Regions from separate parts of the Homo sapiens genome. Here region 1 is linked to region 2. The links are chromatin contacts, found by Hi-C or POLR2A ChIA-PET in ENCODE. All regions are on one chromosome and are shown on one strand. Each heading gives the region's core, a stretch centred on a gene start or an enhancer-like site at or near the end of the contact. The rest is flanking DNA. Distances are from core to core; before and after follow the strand shown.

Region 1 (3,862 bases), core at 657-3,156, 120 kb before region 2:
CCTATTGGAGTTCCCAATTAGGCAGTTTGCGAATGAAAATTTCTAAATCTTGGGCTAAAGCCTGTTTTGGTAACAACTTTAGTCCTTATTTGAATTACATTAGTAGGCATGTGTACAACCTGTAACTTCTGAGATATTTGGTCCTTGAGACTTCTAGCGGCATTAAAAATATGACAGGTTCTAGGCTCTCGGTACTTACACACTTTTCTCTCTTTTTTTTTTTTTTTTTTGACAAGGCTGCTAAGAGAACACTGCAATCTTTGGGTAGTTCACCCGTTTTCTTTACTGTGCAAGGTTCATAAAGGCAGGCACTATGTCTGTCATGTTTGTCACTATATCTCCCATGCCAACCACAGTGTGTACTTCACATAATGAGCATTTCAAAGGCAACATTTGGTAAAGAGATATGAATGAAGGTCTTACACTGAAGCAGTGGGGAACAGTAGAACCAGCCTAAGCATTAGATCTGGGTTCAAATTCCAGTTTTGCTCATTATCTATGTGATCTACAGCAAGTTGCTTGACAAACTTTAATTTTTACTTTTTTGTAAAATGGGAATAATACCTATTATATAAGGATTATAAGAATCTATAATCATTTATTAAAACTAAGGAGTGTTTAGTGTTTTCTTCGTAATGTGTTTCAAAATATGGGCTTTAAAAATTGAGTGAAATACAATTCCTGTCCTTAATAAATTTCCACATACGATAGTAAGACAAATAAAAAAATACTACGGAAATTTTATGGGTTTTCAAGGTCGGGAGTGATGATGTGTTTGAGGGAATTAGGAAAGGAGGTGGCATATGAAAAAGTCCTTAAGGGATATTTAGGATCTCAGCAGTTAAAATGGGTAGGCATATCCAAGGTAAACAAAGAGAACATAAGCAGGGAGGTAAAAAGGTACTGAGTGTGACTGAAGAAGGGCCAGTTACTCCTGGCTGAACTGTAAGGTTCGCACAGGAAAGTAGAGATACGTCAGAAATGTGTGGTGGGGCCATATTAGTGGTGACAGGTTCTTTCTTTAATCCAGTAGACAATGAGAAACGCTGATTTGGGTCTATGGCATAATAGGAAGTAGTATGCCACATACTGCATGTGGGAGTTCTGCAGGACAGATTGGGAAGTGCATGCGTGTAAGACTGGGAAGACCAGTTAGGAGAGGCTATTGCACTGTTTTAAGTAAGACATAATAAAGCCCTGCACCAGGCGGAGAGCAGAAGGAACGCACAGAAGACGCAGGAGAGGCACATTTCAGAGAGAATCCAGTATGCAATGGATGTCGCACACAAGAGAGAGAGACGCAGGTGACCGGAGCCATTTACACTAATGGGTAAATCTCGGGAAAGCGCTGGTTTCGGCTACCGGCCAGTTACAGGTTTGAGGTGCCCGTCGCCGCCACCTTCCCTTTTTTTATATTCCTCTTTTTCTCATGGCCGCCTCCGCTTCCCTCCATCTCTCCCGCGCTAGTAACTGAGCTTTCAGTCATCGACCTGACCCTGCGTTTTCCCTCACGCTCCGATTCTGCTTCCTATCACTGCCTCCTACTGTACTATCACAGCCAGGACGAGCACGGGTCAGGCACTGAGGCTGTGGGACACTCCACCCGCCTGGTCCCCTATCGCCTCCGCCTAGGCAGCTGCCATGCGTGCGCCCCCACAGCTCTAGGACCAATAGGCAGGCCCTAGTGCTGGGACTCGAACGGCTATTGGTTGGCCGAGCCGTGGTGAGAGATGGTGCGGTGCCTGTTCTTGGCCCTGCAGAGAGCTGTGGGCGGTTGTTAAGGCGACCGTTCGTGACGTAGCGCCGTCAGGCCGAGCAGCCCCCAGGCGATTGGCTAGACAATCGAACGATCCTCTCTTATTGGTCGAAGGCTCGTCCAGCTCCGAGCGTGCGTAAGGTGAGGGCTCCTTCCGCTCCGCGACTGCGTTAACTGGAGCCAGGCTGAGCGTCGGCGCCGGGGTTCGGTGGCCTCTAGTGAGATCTGGAGGTGAGGCGGGCGGTGACCGAGAAGAGGGGCAGGGGCGGCGGGGAGCGGGGCGGAGATGGGTGGGAGCGGGGTTTGGGCTGTGTTGGTGGCAATTCTGGAGCTTCCCTCGGCCCTGGGAAGTGGCTACCGGCAGCTCCTGCGGACCTGGAGGGGGCTGCGGTTGCGCTTTGTCGGTGTGGCAGCTCGGACCCGCGGGGACTGCAAGGAATGTCCTTGAGGCCCGGCAGGCCGAGCGGCGGCCGGCATCAGTGCCGGAGTAACCCGGGGTCCCGGGGTGGGCTTGAGAGGCGGGCGGCGGTCTGGCCTCTTCGTGACTGCGGTCATCATCGGTGGACCCGCGGGGCGTAGCTGCGTTCATCGTCCCTGTTCAGTCAGAGTAGGCAGTGCTGGCTGCACGGTCACGAAAATCGGGGCGGAAAGGGTGTCAGGCAGGGTGACCTCGGAGGCCCCTGGATTCGAGAAATGCTAGGGGTCTATGGGGCTGTCGGGCCGGCAGCTCGCAGGGCAGACGGGAGAAGCGCCTGCATCCCGGGATCCGGGCATTCACGCCCAGGAACTGCTGTTCGTTAGCACCTTTCTTTTAGGTGACGGGAAAGATCTCTGTAAATACTGCTGACTAACTTAGAACCATGAAAGAACCGTGGATTGGTGTAGATGTGTCTGGTTATTTACAGGAGAACGGCTTGAGAGGATGCGGAGCCCAACGTGGGGATTCGCACAATGACTCAAAAGATTCTTCTCCCTCTTTTTTTTTTTTTTTTTTTGGTAAGGGGTGTAGTCTCCTTGGTGCTGATATTCTTTTAGGAAAAATGTACCTTGGAGATACAAATATAGAACAGTTAATTTCTGCAGTAGGAGGAGGTCGATGTACTCCATTCTTAAGTAGTCGTTTGAAATATTTCAGGATTTGAGGATATTCCTTCTTAGACATGGTCCTGCAGAGTCGTAGGAAGCATTTGTTTCTGGGCTATACTAAATGTGCATGATTTCGGCGTCCCACAAGGTAGAGAATGTACTTTTTGTTTACTTATGAATTTATTTTCCTCTCCATGCAGTGAAAGGCATTTTGCAATTTAGAGATAATCTAGCAAAGACCTGGACAGTACTTTGGGGATAGGCTGGATTTTGCAGGCCTGCTTTGTTGTAGTGTTCTTCCAGAACTTATGATAAACTTGGTGGCCAAAACAAATGGGAATTAGTAACATGAAGGTTAAACAAAATTGCACATAGGTTACAGCATTAACATGAAAATTGTCGGGTATGTGGGATAACCATTTCAAGATAAGAGTGTGAGTATGCGTGCATGCACACACTCTTTGTATTCCTTTATGGTCTAGTTTCTAGACTATAGATAGCCACATTATGGAATTACATGGTCTACTTAGGTTGACCCATGTGAAATTGCCAGTATTTAAAATTCAACTAACCTACAAAAATAGCAGTTTCATATGATTCCATTTAACACTTATCTTTGTCAGAGAACTTTGGAGCTCTAGCTTCATAAGTGAATGAAGAGAATAGATATGACTTAAAAAACAACATGTAATAGAATGTGAGCTAATTGGGTATAGAATCCAGATTTCCTGATTGCCAGTGCAAGATTCGTTTTTTTTTTTTTTTTTTTCCTTCTTTCTGGAATACCAGCTTGAGCAGCAGAATGCTAGATCTTGTTGGGATTGAAAATGACTGCCATATAAGACGCAGTTCTTGGCTTCAAAGAGACAAAATGTACACATTTATTAATTTGAGAACACTGTGAGATAGTATATAATCAAATACTGGAATGTGTAATGCAGGCGGAGTGCTGAGTAGGAGGAAGTAAGATGCCAAAACATCCTTTTCTGCAGTTGGCCATGGTAGGTGGCTTCTGTAGCA
Region 2 (3,696 bases), core at 88-2,587:
CTAAAAATACAAAAATCAGCTGGGCGTGGTGGTGGGCACCTGTAATCCCAGCTACTTGGGAGGCTGAGGCAGAGAATTGCTTAAACCCGGGAGGCCGAGGTTTCAGTGAGCCGAGATTGCGCCACTGCTCTCCAGCCTGGGTGACAGAGTGAGTCCTCCGTCTCAAAAAAAAAAAAAAAAAAAAAAAAAAAGATGGAGCCTTGCTATGTTGCCCAGGCTGGTCTCGAACTCCTGGCCTTAAACAATCCTCCCACCTTGGCCTCTCATGTTGCTGGGGTTACAGGCACAAGCTATTGTGCCGAGCTAAAAGCATATATATTTTTTAAGGCCAAAATAAGTTTTAGAGTAGACATTTACTACTTTTTTCTTACTCCATTATTCAAAAGTAAATGCCCATTAATAATTTTATTTCATTAAATATTCTTGATATCTCATTTATCAAATCTTATGAAATTTAACAAAGCAAGATAAAAATGTTAACATTTCCCTTTAAGTATCTAAAATTAACTTCTAGGCTTTTACATGTCTTTGATAGTAACAACCAGGAGCACTTCCAGCTAAAGGAAAAAAATAAAATGAATATTACATAAGATCTACATGAGCTATCTAGAGAAAACTCCGCATTAAGGTGTAAACATTTAGTGAAAATGTCAACTTTTTGATTCAGTGCTCTTGACTCAAGAATATAAAAAATGAATGTTTTACATCCTTGTTTTTAATCTCAATAAATGAATTAAAATATGACAGGAATACATCACATTTACCACCTCTTTTTCCACCAGATACAGTAGAGAGAGTCAATCAATATCCTCTCCTAAAAAGATTCTTAACCTTGGAGGGAAAAGAATCCGCTCTGGGCAACACGACAGTGAACTTATTTGCTTAACACAATTTACATCCTGTACTCCTCCCAGGGTTTATTGTTTATTCTCTCCCTCCCTTAACAACATCCACCTTTTATCTCATCAGTTTATTTAGCAAACACAATATAAACTAACTCTACCATTTTCTTTAGGCTATGAAACAACTTAAGATAAGAAATCATGGTTCTGACTGATTAAAGGATTCAAGTTAAATTTCCTGAATCAGTATGTGCTGGACAATAATAAACCTACAAATGAGAAGTAGAGTGTGCTAGAAAGAAGCAAAAGGGAAAAACAATGCATATCCTGCTTCAGTAATTATAAATACAGAAAGACATAAGCGATAACGTCCAACATTCATAAATAATGATCATAAATTTAACTGAATTATAAATATCCAGGCATGTTAAGAATCAAGTCTAATTACTGAGAATAGCTTCTTGGAGGAAATGAAACATATGCTATGTAAAGCAGGAGTCCCCAGACTCTAGGTCACAAACCCGTGCCAGTCCATGGGCTGTTAGTAACTGGGCCGCACAGCAGGCAGTAAGCAGCAGGCAAGCAAGCATTACCACCTGAGCTCTGCCTCCTGTCAGATCAGCAGCGGCATTAGATCCTCATAGGAGCACAAACCCTACAACGAACTGTGTATACAAAGGATCTAGGTTGTTCGCTCCTTATGAGAATCTAATGGTTGATGATCTGAGGTGGAAGAGTTTCATCCCAAAGCCATCCCCCGTCACCCACTACATGGAAAAATTGTCTTTCATGAAACTGGTCCCTGGTGCCAAAAAGATTGGGAAATGCTAATCTAAAGAACCAAATAAAGTAAAGCAGATGATCAGTCTATTGCTGTAAGTAGCCCAGGAGTTTTAAACTTTTACTCCATGATAATTCCCATTATATTTCCAGCCAGTATTTCTTAAAATGTTTTACATTTTGTAATGTGTTAAATATACTTATTAAAGTTTTAGAAAAATAAAAGAACATATAGCTCATAATTCACCATTTTCTCTGGCAAACACCTTCTTATGCAGACAAGGGAGCCATTTCTACCATCTATGATCTGGAGCATAGGTGGCACAGAAGAGAAAAGCATGAATTGTAAGTGGTATAGAAAGTCTGTGAATAACACAAAAGTTTTACATCTCAACAAAGTGAAAAAAAAAAAAAAAACGAGAGAAGATGAGTCTACAGGGCAAAGGAAATGACAGATTTGGTTAAGAGGATGTATTATGCAATAAAGCTCACATCACTATATTACACACACATATGTGCCCCAAACTTCTAACAGATTGTTTCATTCAGTAACAATCAATCCTGTCTTTATTAAAAATTTTGATATTTTGCTCATTATACAGTAATTTAGTCCTTTTAAAAAATATTGCAATAAAATATTTATCTTGATTATTGAGTTTTTTCTTGCTTCCTTAAATTTTGTGATTGAGGTAAGTTCCTCACTGGTCTCATTTTCCTTGTTTTGGTGCTGAGAAGTAATTATTAGAAAGAAACAAATGTAGGATAGAGGCCAAAATTAGATGGAAAACATTGAGAGGTGATAAATATAAGATATGATCTAAGGCAGCAGTCCACAAACTTTTTGGGACCAGGGATCGGTTTCATGGAAGACAGTTTTTCCAAAGACAGGTTGCGGGGAATGGTTCTGGGATGAAACTGTTCCACCTTGATCATCAGGCATTAGATTCTCATAAGGAGCGTGCAACCTAGATCCCTCGCATAAATAGTTCACGATAGGGTTTGCACTCCTATGAGAATCTAATGCTGCTGCTGATCTGACAGGAGGCAGAGCTCAGGAGGTAATGTCGGCTTGCCTGACACTCACCTCCTGGTGTGCGGCCTGGTTCCTAACAGGCCATGGACTGGTACTGGTCTGTGGCCCAGGGTTTGAGGACCCCCGATCTAAAGGAAAAAAAGACTAAAAAGTTTAAAGAAGAATTAAGGTGACAAGTGATGAAAAGAGGGCTGACAGAGTTAAAAAAACAAAAAACAGAGTTAAAAACGTGGGAAACAACAACAAAAAGCCAGGTTTAAAAAGTCATGGATGGCCCACGCCTGTAATCCCAGCACTTTGGGAGGCGAGGTGGGTGGATCACGGGGTCAGGAGATCGAGACCATCTTGTCCAACATGGTGAAACCCCATCTCTACTAAAAATACAAAAATTAGCTGGGTGTGGTGGCGCGCGCCTGTAGTCCCAGCTACTCAGGAGGCTGAGGCAGGAGAATCACTTGAACCCGGGAGGTAGAAGTTGCAGTGAACCAAGATGGCGCTACTGTACTCCAGCCCGGCGACAGAGCAAGACTCCGTCTCAAAAAAAAAAAAAAAAAAAAAAGTCATGGACATGTTAAACAGATTTGAGAAAAGCACAAAATGAAAGAAATATAATAATGTAGAGTATCAAAGGAGATAAAGCAAATACTTTAGCTGGTGTTTTCAAACATGAAAATATAACATACATAACAGAAAGACACACTATGCCCAGGAAAAACAGACACAGAAAGATTAACACGAATATATATTCTGTAAAGTTAATTAATTTCAAGAATAAAGGAAATGCTATAGGACACTGTTTCTCAAGGTTTTTGCATTACCAAACCCTCTACCCCACAATTAAATACTAAGGATAAGATTTTTGTCCATTAGAATTTTTTGGGGCCATAAACCATTGTTTTATCTATGATTTCAACCCTCCCGAAGAACCAAGTATCACCACCACTAAGAATGCATGCTACAGGAAAAAGACATCTATAAAAAAGTGGGTTCCATATTTTCTCATGTCAACACTCACTGTTAAGGACAAAAAAATTTCAAAAG

What was found. A loop is a pair of places that touch in the nucleus more often than their neighbours do. ChIA-PET counts read pairs that join two places held with the same protein, here RNA polymerase II (POLR2A). Pooled maps may share reads with other maps.
Region 1: a loop to region 2 is called in a pooled map, with 2.6 times the contacts of the local background. The contact joins the promoter of HMGCR here to the enhancer-like site in region 2. A Hi-C loop is called at or near these places in 3 of 50 pooled maps. POLR2A ChIA-PET finds 5 or more read pairs at or near these places in 6 of 52 experiments (A673, Caco-2, HEK293T and 3 more).

The regions. Positions count from the first base shown.
Region 1 is chr5:75,335,314-75,339,175 of GRCh38, forward strand. It overlaps HMGCR (3-hydroxy-3-methylglutaryl-CoA reductase), which reads left to right and starts at 1,907. Exons shown (of 20, transcript NM_000859.3): 1 at 1,907-1,987. RefSeq lists enhancers at 1,818-2,378, 2,379-2,937 and a silencer at 2,019-2,138.
Region 2 is chr5:75,459,799-75,463,494 of GRCh38, forward strand. The region is part of intron 2 of CERT1 (ceramide transporter 1); the gene reads right to left. Among named protein-coding and RNA genes, the nearest start is that of CERT1, 50 kb to the right of the region's middle. Within about 2 kb of position 1,338, at least 2 of the 41 ENCODE cell types and tissues checked have a DNase peak (open chromatin) inside an H3K27ac peak, as active enhancers do.